2 separate regions of the Homo sapiens genome follow, and region 1 is linked to region 2. The links are chromatin contacts, found by Hi-C or POLR2A ChIA-PET in ENCODE. All regions are on one chromosome and are shown on one strand. The core of a region is the stretch at or near the end of the contact, and the rest is flanking DNA. Distances in the headings are between cores, read along the strand shown.

Region 1 (4,554 bases), core at 1,663-4,162, 110 kb after region 2:
CCTGGGCTAAAGCGATCGCCCACCTTGGCCTCCCAGAAACCCAGTTTCCTAAGGCAAGTTCCACAGAACACTGACCCCACCCATTGGATAATTTTCCTGCAAGGTAGTCTTGGTTAGACAGATTGGGAAACAGTATTTTATCCCCCTCTGGAGAATCTCATTAGCATATTGTTGGCACTGAGAAGTTCAAAGTTAAAAAACAAAACAAAACTTTTTTTAAAACGCAGGATTCCCCAAGCTTACTTGACCATGGACCCTTCTTTCCACATCACATCTCTTAACATCCCATGGAGCTAGGATTCTGCAGAAAACACTTTGGGAAATGCTGCTGTAAGCCTTTTTTTTTTTTTCTCCTCGGTAGGCCAGAGAATAAATGCGAAGGCCAATCTCCACGAAATAATAATGTAATTCCATTCAAGACAAGAGGTGAAGAACAGATATTGCCTCTGCATTTTAACTCCTCCCAGTGCCATAAAATGACAACTTGGTAAATGTTGATGTGAGTGTGAATCTTTTAAGGACCTGCCAATACCGAGAGTGAGAAGAGGAAAGGTGTGTGCTGTTTACTGCATGTTCTTTGAGATGTTAGTTCTGTTTCTTTGACTTTGCTCAGGTTTGTCATTTTGTGCAATGGTACATCCTGGTCCCATCACTACCAACGTGTTGCATAATGGATGAGGCTGAAGAGACCCAGGCAGCAGGCAGCAATTTAACAAAACAGAGAAAGAACAGAGCTGTTGATGGTTGGAAAATGCATTAGTCTTTTCTCTCTTTTACAAACAACAGATCCCTGTGTCAATCAGTAGTAAAATAGCAACTGGTCTGTTTTGCTGGTTCTACTGATCACCTCCCTTGCAGTGTAATCAAGAGTCTAGTTCAGGGCCTTTATCTCACCCTGATACAAGAATCAACTGAAAATGGATTAAAGACTTAAATGCAAAACCTGAAAGTACAAAACTACTAAAAGAAAACATAGGGGAAAACTCCATGACATTGGTCTGGGCAGTGATTTCTTGGATATGACCCCAAAGCACAGGCAGCAAAAGCAAAAATAGACAAATGAGATTGCATCAAACTTAAAAGCTTCTGCACAGCGAAGGAAACAGTTAACAGTATAAAAAGACAGCCTACAGATTGGGAGAAAATATTTGCAAATCATACATCAGATAAGGGGCCAATGTCCAAAATATAGAAGGAACTGTAATGACTAATTAACAAGAAAACACATAACCTTATTTTAAAAATGGGCAAATGGCAGGCACAGTGGTTTACGCCTGTAATCTCAGCACTTTGGGAGGCTGAGGCAGGGGCATCACCTGAGGTCAGGATTTTGAGACCAGCCTGGCCAACATGGAACAACCCTGTCTCTACTAAAAATAAAAAAATTAACAAGGCACGGTGGTGCGCCCCTGTAATCCCAGCTACTCGGGAGGTTGAGACATGATAATTGCTTGAACGCATGAAGGGGAGATTGCAGTAAGTCAAGGTTGCACCACTGCACTCCAGCCTGGGCAACAGAGTGAGACTCTGCATCTCAAAATAAAAATAAAAACAAAAATGGGTGGTCAGGCGCGGTGGCTCACGCCTGTAATCCCAGCACTTTGGGAGGCTGAGGCAGGTGGATCACAAGGGCAGGAGTTCAAGACCAGCCTGGCCAATGTGGTGAAACCCTGTCTCTACTAAAAATACAAAAATTAGCTGGGTGTGGTGGCAGGCACCTGTAGTCCCAGCTACTCAGTAGGCTGAGGCAGCAGAATCGCTTGAACCCAGGAGGTGGAGGTTGCAGTGAGCCAAGATCGCACCACTGCTGTCCAGCCTGGGCGACAGAGTGAGACTCTGTGTCTCAAAATAAAAATAAAAATGGGCAAAGGACCTGGATAGACTATTCTCAAAAGAAGACACACAAATGGCCAACAGATATATGAAAATATGCTCAACACCTCTAATCACTAGAAAAATGCAAAATAAAACCACAATGAGATATCACCTCACACCTGTTAGATTGGCTATTATCAAAAAGACAATAGATAACAAACATTGGTGAGGATCTGGAGAACGGGAACCCTCATACACTGTTGGTGGTATTGTAAATTAGTATAGCCATTTTGGAAAACAATAGGGAGGTTCCTCAAACAACTAAAAAATAAAATTATCATATGCTCCAGCATCCCACCAATGGGCATATACCCAAAGGAATTGAAATCAGTGTGTCGAAGAGATGTCTGTGTTCCCGTGTTGACTGCAGCACTATTCACCATAGCCAAGATATGGAAACAACAGAGTGTTCACAACAGATTAAAATGTGGTATATATACACAAAGGAGTATTATTCAGCCTTAAAAAAAAAAGCCAGGAAATTCTGTCATTTGGACAATATGAGCGAACCTAGAGGACATTGTGCTAAATGAAATAAACCAGGCACCAAGAGACAATTTTCAGGAGTTTAGTGGAGACCTTTGCTTTTGTTTTCTATTGCCTACCTGTATCCAGGAAATCAGAAACAGCCATCTGAAAGGACGCTAGTTTACATTATTCAAGTACTTGTGTCTTTCTATAAGATGTTGACTGTTTATAAATAAGAGTATATGCAAGTTTAGAAGTATCTGAATGTTTATATAGTTACATGCTTTGTTTTCAATCATTATTTGATAAAATTCTCCAATTTCATGAATATTCAGAAATTATAATACAGTTGGAGCACTGCAATTGGATTAACTCTTAGTCCTATAATGTATGTCATACAGACTGTGAGTTTGCAGTAGGGGTCTGGAGCCAGTTCATATGACTGGGGAGAAGGGATTGTGTCTGTTTCTTCCCCACTTTGCATTCAGTGATATCAGGTTGAGCATGAATTCAGCTAAGGTGGGAATGTTGAAACCACAGAAGCTGGCAAATGCTGTACATTAGGAATCTCCCTATTCCCATGAGAACTGGTTGTTAAACAAACATTTTAGAACACCCTTAGTCCTAGGTCATTTCTCAGGATGACTTGATTATAAAGAATGTGGGAGTTGAACAGTGAGGACACATGGACACAGGGAGGGGAACATCACACCCTGGGGCCTGTTGGAGGGTGGGGGGCAAGGGGAGGGAGAGCATTAGGACAAATACCTAGTGCATGCGGAGCTTAAAAACTAGATGACTGGTTGATAGGTGCAGCAAACCACCATGGCACGTGTATACCTATGTAACAAACCTGCACATTCAGCACATGTATCCCAGAACTTAAAGTAAAATAATACAAAAAAAGACATTAAAAAGATTTTTAAAAATACAATCAAGGACCTTTTAGAACACAGTGAGTGTTTTAACAATAACACAATTGCCTCTTATTTATTTATTTTTAGAGACAAGGTCTTGCTCTGTCGCCCAGGCTGGAGGGCAGTGGCATGATTATAGCTCACTGTAACCTTGAACTCCTGGGCTCAAGTGATCCTCCTGCCTCAGCCTTTCAAAGTGCTGGGATTCCAGACATGAGCTCTCACACCTGGCCCTCACAATTGCCTTTTATATCTTTATTCCTTTCTTCATTTCCCCAGTCTTTTGGTTAATGGTGTTTAAGCTGATGTGTGGCCACAAGGTCCCATTGTTTGTTGGTTGGTTGGTTAAACATGATTCTCACCTATTAGTTTCATAAAGAATAACCTTGCTTTTTTTCCTGTAATTTCAAGAGGATAGTCCAGTTTTGCATTGTTTCCTTAGAGTTCTTGGTAATACCCTGGAGACAGCACTTGTTCTTCATTGCTGTGGGCGTTGTTCGTGGAGGTGGAGGTAAGGAGAGCCAAATACAGAGCCTGAGCAAGGTTCACTCCTGTGCAGGCCAAGATGGCTGCTGCTGCCTCTGGCGGGGCAACACCACACTCTGCATCAGCAATGCTCAGTGATGAATGGCATTTTAGTGGGCTGGGTTACCACCTGCTGTCTGTATCACAAACCAGCCAAAAGAACAGATTTCCTGCCATAATACATTATTTATAAGTCTAAGGAACCAAAGGAAGATAAGTAGGGAAATATTTTGTTCCAAAAATGCCTGATGGTATTAAATGAGGCATCTTGTCTTCCTTCCTTCTGTTCCCCTCCACCCTCCCTTAATGGATATGTATTTTCATTCCATAGGGGACTGAGTTGTATATAGGATTATTTCAAGCTGGATTCTTTGGGTACTTGTGATGATTTTTTAAAAACAAAGATAAAAATCCAGGGACCTGACAAAGATTGTTATTATTTCACCCCTTTGGTGTTGAGTGAATTGACAATAAATGCACAGATGTGTTGATGTTTTTCTGGATTTGGGGGTTTATTTTCTTATTACACATTTTGAGGAAAAGGCGCATTGAAGAGAGCAGAAGGTGTCATAGGCAGTGGAAGTCTGATCTTTCTTTGCAACTCAACTGATAATAGGGGGAAATCAGCAACATATTTAGACAACATGGCACACTGGCTAGGAGGGCAGGTCAGGAGCCAGACTGCCCAGCTTAGAATCCTGGGTCTGCCACCTGCTAGCTATAGGAAATTGGGCAAATTACTTAATGGTCTGTACTTTTGTTTCTTCAT
Region 2 (4,584 bases), core at 1,638-4,137:
TAGGACCAGGCAGCCCAGGCGAGCTGCGTGTGCATTATTGAAGTGGCCTATCTCCTTTCAATTGTTGGGTTCAGTTTCAGGGAAAGGAGAGCTTCCCCCTCCCAGGCTATATAAAAAGGTAATTGCTCCAGGGGAAAGATAGAGACCTCCCCCTTCCTTCCCAGAGGTTCTTCTTGAAATGTAAATGCCGAGTCTGCAAACCACGGGAACCCAGAAGTTGTAACAGATGGTTTTGCATGCAGTTGCCTTGTGAACAAAGATTCCTCAGCTAATACAGCAATAATGTAGTACTTAGGGGCAGTGAATCCCCGGGTGGGGGGGCGGATTGGGGATTGGTATCTCGAGACAATTGCAACTCCTCTAGGGGCCCCATTGTCTCTGGCAGCATCCTCATTGGTAGGGCTTTGTTTTTACTTTTATTCAGTTGGTGATTAAATTTCCCATAGGTTTTTTTTCTTTCTTTCTTCTTTTTGAGTAGTCAGGAATTTCACCCTTTCATAAAAATGTTCCCTTGGGTGGAGCAAGTTAATAAACAAACTTTGCTGCTTGTCTCGCCTCGATTCTTGGTCTTCCTTGAGTCATGGATTGGCAAGAAAACATTCATTCTTAATAAAGGCTCAGGGAACCAGATCCAGGACGTAACTTGTTAGTGAGGAATTTCTCGGCGTGCAGCCTTGGCTATTTGAGGACCGTGTTACTGGGCAGGAAATGTGGCCTGGGAACGATTCCCCCACTTCAGCCCCCTTCCCCTCACTCCTTCCTTAGTTGGCAAAGGTGAAAGCTCTAACGGAGCACTAGATGGTCACAGACCACGTGGGGACAGCCCTTTAACACTCCTAGTGACTTTTTATAGCTGTAGGAACAGGTTGCACATCTAACTGTGTTTGGGAAGACTCCTAGAGGAGACAGCAAACTTGAAGTAGTAACTGTGGCTACCAGCAGGCAGGGGAGTGACTAACTTCTTTCCATACTACTTTTCTAGAAGGCCTTACTAAGCAGAACACAGTAGGTGAGAGGTCAGACCTTGGAGCTGGGCATCCTAGGTTTGAGTCCAGAGTCTGTTACTTTGTAGCTGGATGACCCTGAGCAAGCTACTTTTCCTTTACTGTGGTTCCAAATGATTTCTTTGGAAGATAGCTCTAGTTGTTAGCAACAACAAAAATGACTAAGAGTTATTATTGAGAGCATCTGTAAAACAGGATACTAATAACAGCTCACCTATTTCATAGGAGTGCTGTCAGGATTAAATCAATTAATATATTTAAAATGCTTAGAACAGTGCCCAGTACATAGGAAGTGCTGTGTAAGTATGGTTAGTAGTATTATTACCATTATTATTACCACTGCTGTTACTTTTACTACTACTATTATCATTATGATAATTATTACTACTACTGCTATTGCTATTGTTTTTTTCTGTTGTTAATAACAACTAAGGTTGATTTTGAAAGAAATGATTCAGAACACCAGATTTCCCGGGTAGAAAATATGATTCAATTGCCTACTGATTTCATCCTATTATCTCACTCTGTTAACTCTGGATACCTGGAGTCGAAGTTAACTAGATGCTACATGTCACTCTAATTTGCACTAAAAGTGACTTGGGGATCAGAGAAAAACCTTTAATATCTACTCATAAAGTGATCTTGGTAGTCCATCAAAGCTTAGAAAATTATTCTTCAATATTATGCTGAATATGTAAGTTTAATGTATAATCTTTGTTACCAAACTCCAAGCAGAATGCTCAATGCCTCTCCTCTTGTTCTTGTAGATGATCTAATATTAAATCATTATACAAATAATGGGTCCAAATATTCATCTAAATGCAGCAGAATTTTATTCACTGAGGTTGTGTCAACTCCTGCTAGGAATAAGAAGAATTCTTCCATTGATTTTCTTTCCCTCTTCCTCCCTTTTATTATTTCCTTCTTTTTTTTTGGTGGTATTTATTGAGTTACAAGAGTTTATTAGTAGGTTAGATGACTCTGATTTTCCTGATTCCCCGCTTCTCTTGGCCTCACCACCCACAACAATATTTATCTGTTCTAATCTGTGGTTCTTCTTTTCAGTGCCAAACACTTTCTGAAGAAACAGATGTCCTTCGACTTGGTTTCGGTTATGATTTGGAACAGGTTCCCAGGCCTTTAGGGAGGGACTGGAAATTTCAACCCAACTCAGCCTTATTTCTCAACTTGAGAAGTTCCTGGACTCCTTTACCTTCAATCAGAGTGTGCCCATGGGGCTTGGTGATGAATACAATCTTATTTGTGACCTAATCCATACTTCACAAGAGTGAGAACTAGTGCTGGAAGGGATCAGTTTCTCATTTTGGTTCATTCCCTGCTGCCCACATAGAATTGTTTTCTTATTCAGCTGGGACCTAATTCTGAAGATTAAAAACACTGAGGGTATCATAGCTCTCCAAGACCAAAAGATGCTTGTGTTGTTTGGCAGTAGGGAAAATTTATGAATAGCTTTTGAGATAATTTAGCATTTAATGGCCAGTAACATATGACTTTTGTGATGTAATACCATAAGTTATACATGTAGTCATTCTAATTCTCCACCTCTGTAGGGACTAGATTCTTAACATCTTTTTATCCCAACAGGTAGTTAACTTTGCAGATGGTCCTCCAGCTTTGCATAAGTTGCCAAGGAAGAGGAAGAAAAAACTTTTCTGGCTAGATCAAGGAAGGAGTAGTGGTCTGAATAGATATGTAAATGAGAGCAGGCGGCATCTTTCTCACAATGACATTTAAATAGTCTAGCTTGTTTGTATACAAGAGCAGCTATGACACAATGCTGTCACATGGTAGGAAAACAGTGAGGTCCCACAGATTTGGGGAAAGGGGATGCGGAATGGGAGGTGGAGCTGGCACTTCTTGCCCCGGCATCTCCCTGGAAACCAGTTGCATCAGGCGAGCTCCAAAGGGCAGACTGAGCACTGGCTACCAAGAAAGGGAAGGCTGAGCATGTGTTCTCAGCCACTGGGTCTCTTGGCCTCCAGCTCTCTGCTGATGGATGACAATAGAGCCATGATGTAGACAGTTGGCCTTGATTCTGTGAGTGGCAGTCAGTGCTAGGTGGGACTAGGCAGCTCTAGGAGTACTAGAAATTGGCCTGGCAGCTTCTCTTTTTGCTTTAGACCATTCTGAAGCTTAAAAGCATCATAGTTGGGGGATAACATGATGATAAAAATTATGTTAATGATGCTGATGTTGCTGATGATAAAAGGTACTATTTATTGGGTGCTTATTATGTGCCTGCTAAAGTCTATGTACAGTTGGCCCCTCGAAGTGGCGCAAAATACATTTTGTATTTTGTATTTTGGCCTTGATTTTCATGATTCAGGACAGAATCAGTTAACACTGGTTGATTTTTGACCAAACTGTTCTTACTGGAATTAGGTTTTCCTTTTAAGCCCAGTTCACTGTTCTGAGATTTTTTAAAAAGTACAATACAATTTTATAATAGAACACCTCATATGTTCCTTAGGATGTGTGTGTGTTTACATCTGAGGCAGAAGAAAGGTATCAGATATGATCTTTTTTGGAGGAAGGGTAGGGTAGATAAAAGGATGACTTCAGTGCTATTAAATCAGGAAAGGAAGGGATAATAGAACTTTGGTTTTAAGTGATTGAGAAATATAAAAATAGCCTAAACTAGAGGGCTAAAGATAATATAGGGGAAAAATAGTTCTTAAAAAAATGATAGAATATTGGAAAGACTTCTGTCTGGACATAAGATGTTATATTTCAAGGAGGAATGATGCCGTGGAATTCAGTTCTGCTGTGATAAAATTCCATGTTTGCAATATTGAAAACAACACTTCCAAAGAGATGCCCATGCATCTAACCCTGATGGGATGTGTATTAGTTCATTTACATACTGCCATAAAGATACGACCTGAGACTGGGTAATTTATAAAGAAAGGAGGTTTAACTGACTTACAGTTCCACGTGGCTGGGGAGGCCTCAAGAAACTTATAATTATGATGGAAGGCAAAGGGGAAGCAAGACAGGTCTCATATGGTGGCAGGAGAGAGAGAGCAAGCGAAGAGGGAACTGCCAAATGCTTTTAAAACCATTAGCTCTCATGAGAACTCACTCACCATCATGAGAACAGCATGGGGTAACCGCCCCCGTGATCCAGTCATCTCCCTGCAGGCTCCCTGTCCTGACATGTGGGGATTACAACTTGAGATGAGATTTGGGTGGGGACACAGAGCCAAACCATATCAGGATGGCTAGTGTATCTCAGGGAATTACCTTTGGCATCAGGAAAAGGACAGATGATATAGTCATATAAAATGCACCTAAGAAATAACTTGGCTGATACCTTTTCCCACTGTCAGCAAAACTGTGCTCTATGCTGAGACCTTAAGAATAAAATATTGGTTAGGTTGGGAAAGCTCCATGTTTCCACTGTCCTGCATTTTGCCTGTGAGAGTTACTCTAGTGTGGCTGTTGGAGGCTGCAGCTTGGCCTCCTGGTCAGTGTAAGTTAGGGACTGCCCCACCCATTCACCCCTAGATAGCCCATTAGGAGGCCATGGAGGAATACACCTGCACTTGCTTTTAAAATC

Evidence for each region. A loop is a pair of places that touch in the nucleus more often than their neighbours do. ChIA-PET counts read pairs that join two places held with the same protein, here RNA polymerase II (POLR2A).
Region 1: a loop to region 2 is called in a map of MCF 10A, with 2.8 times the contacts of the local background. The contact joins two enhancer-like sites. A Hi-C loop is called at or near these places in 2 of 168 maps with a recorded cell type or tissue (MCF 10A and upper lobe of right lung). POLR2A ChIA-PET finds 5 or more read pairs at or near these places in 1 of 52 experiments (PC-9).

The regions. Positions count from the first base shown.
Region 1 is chr4:41,472,644-41,477,197 of GRCh38, forward strand. It overlaps a transcript of LIMCH1 not described here. Among named protein-coding and RNA genes, the nearest start is that of LIMCH1, 63 kb to the right of the region's middle. Within about 2 kb of position 2,913, at least 2 of the 41 ENCODE cell types and tissues checked have a DNase peak (open chromatin) inside an H3K27ac peak, as active enhancers do.
Region 2 is chr4:41,362,969-41,367,552 of GRCh38, forward strand. It overlaps a transcript of LIMCH1 not described here. Among named protein-coding and RNA genes, the nearest start is that of UCHL1, 110 kb to the left of the region's middle. RefSeq lists an enhancer at 1-517. Within about 2 kb of position 2,888, at least 2 of the 41 ENCODE cell types and tissues checked have a DNase peak (open chromatin) inside an H3K27ac peak, as active enhancers do.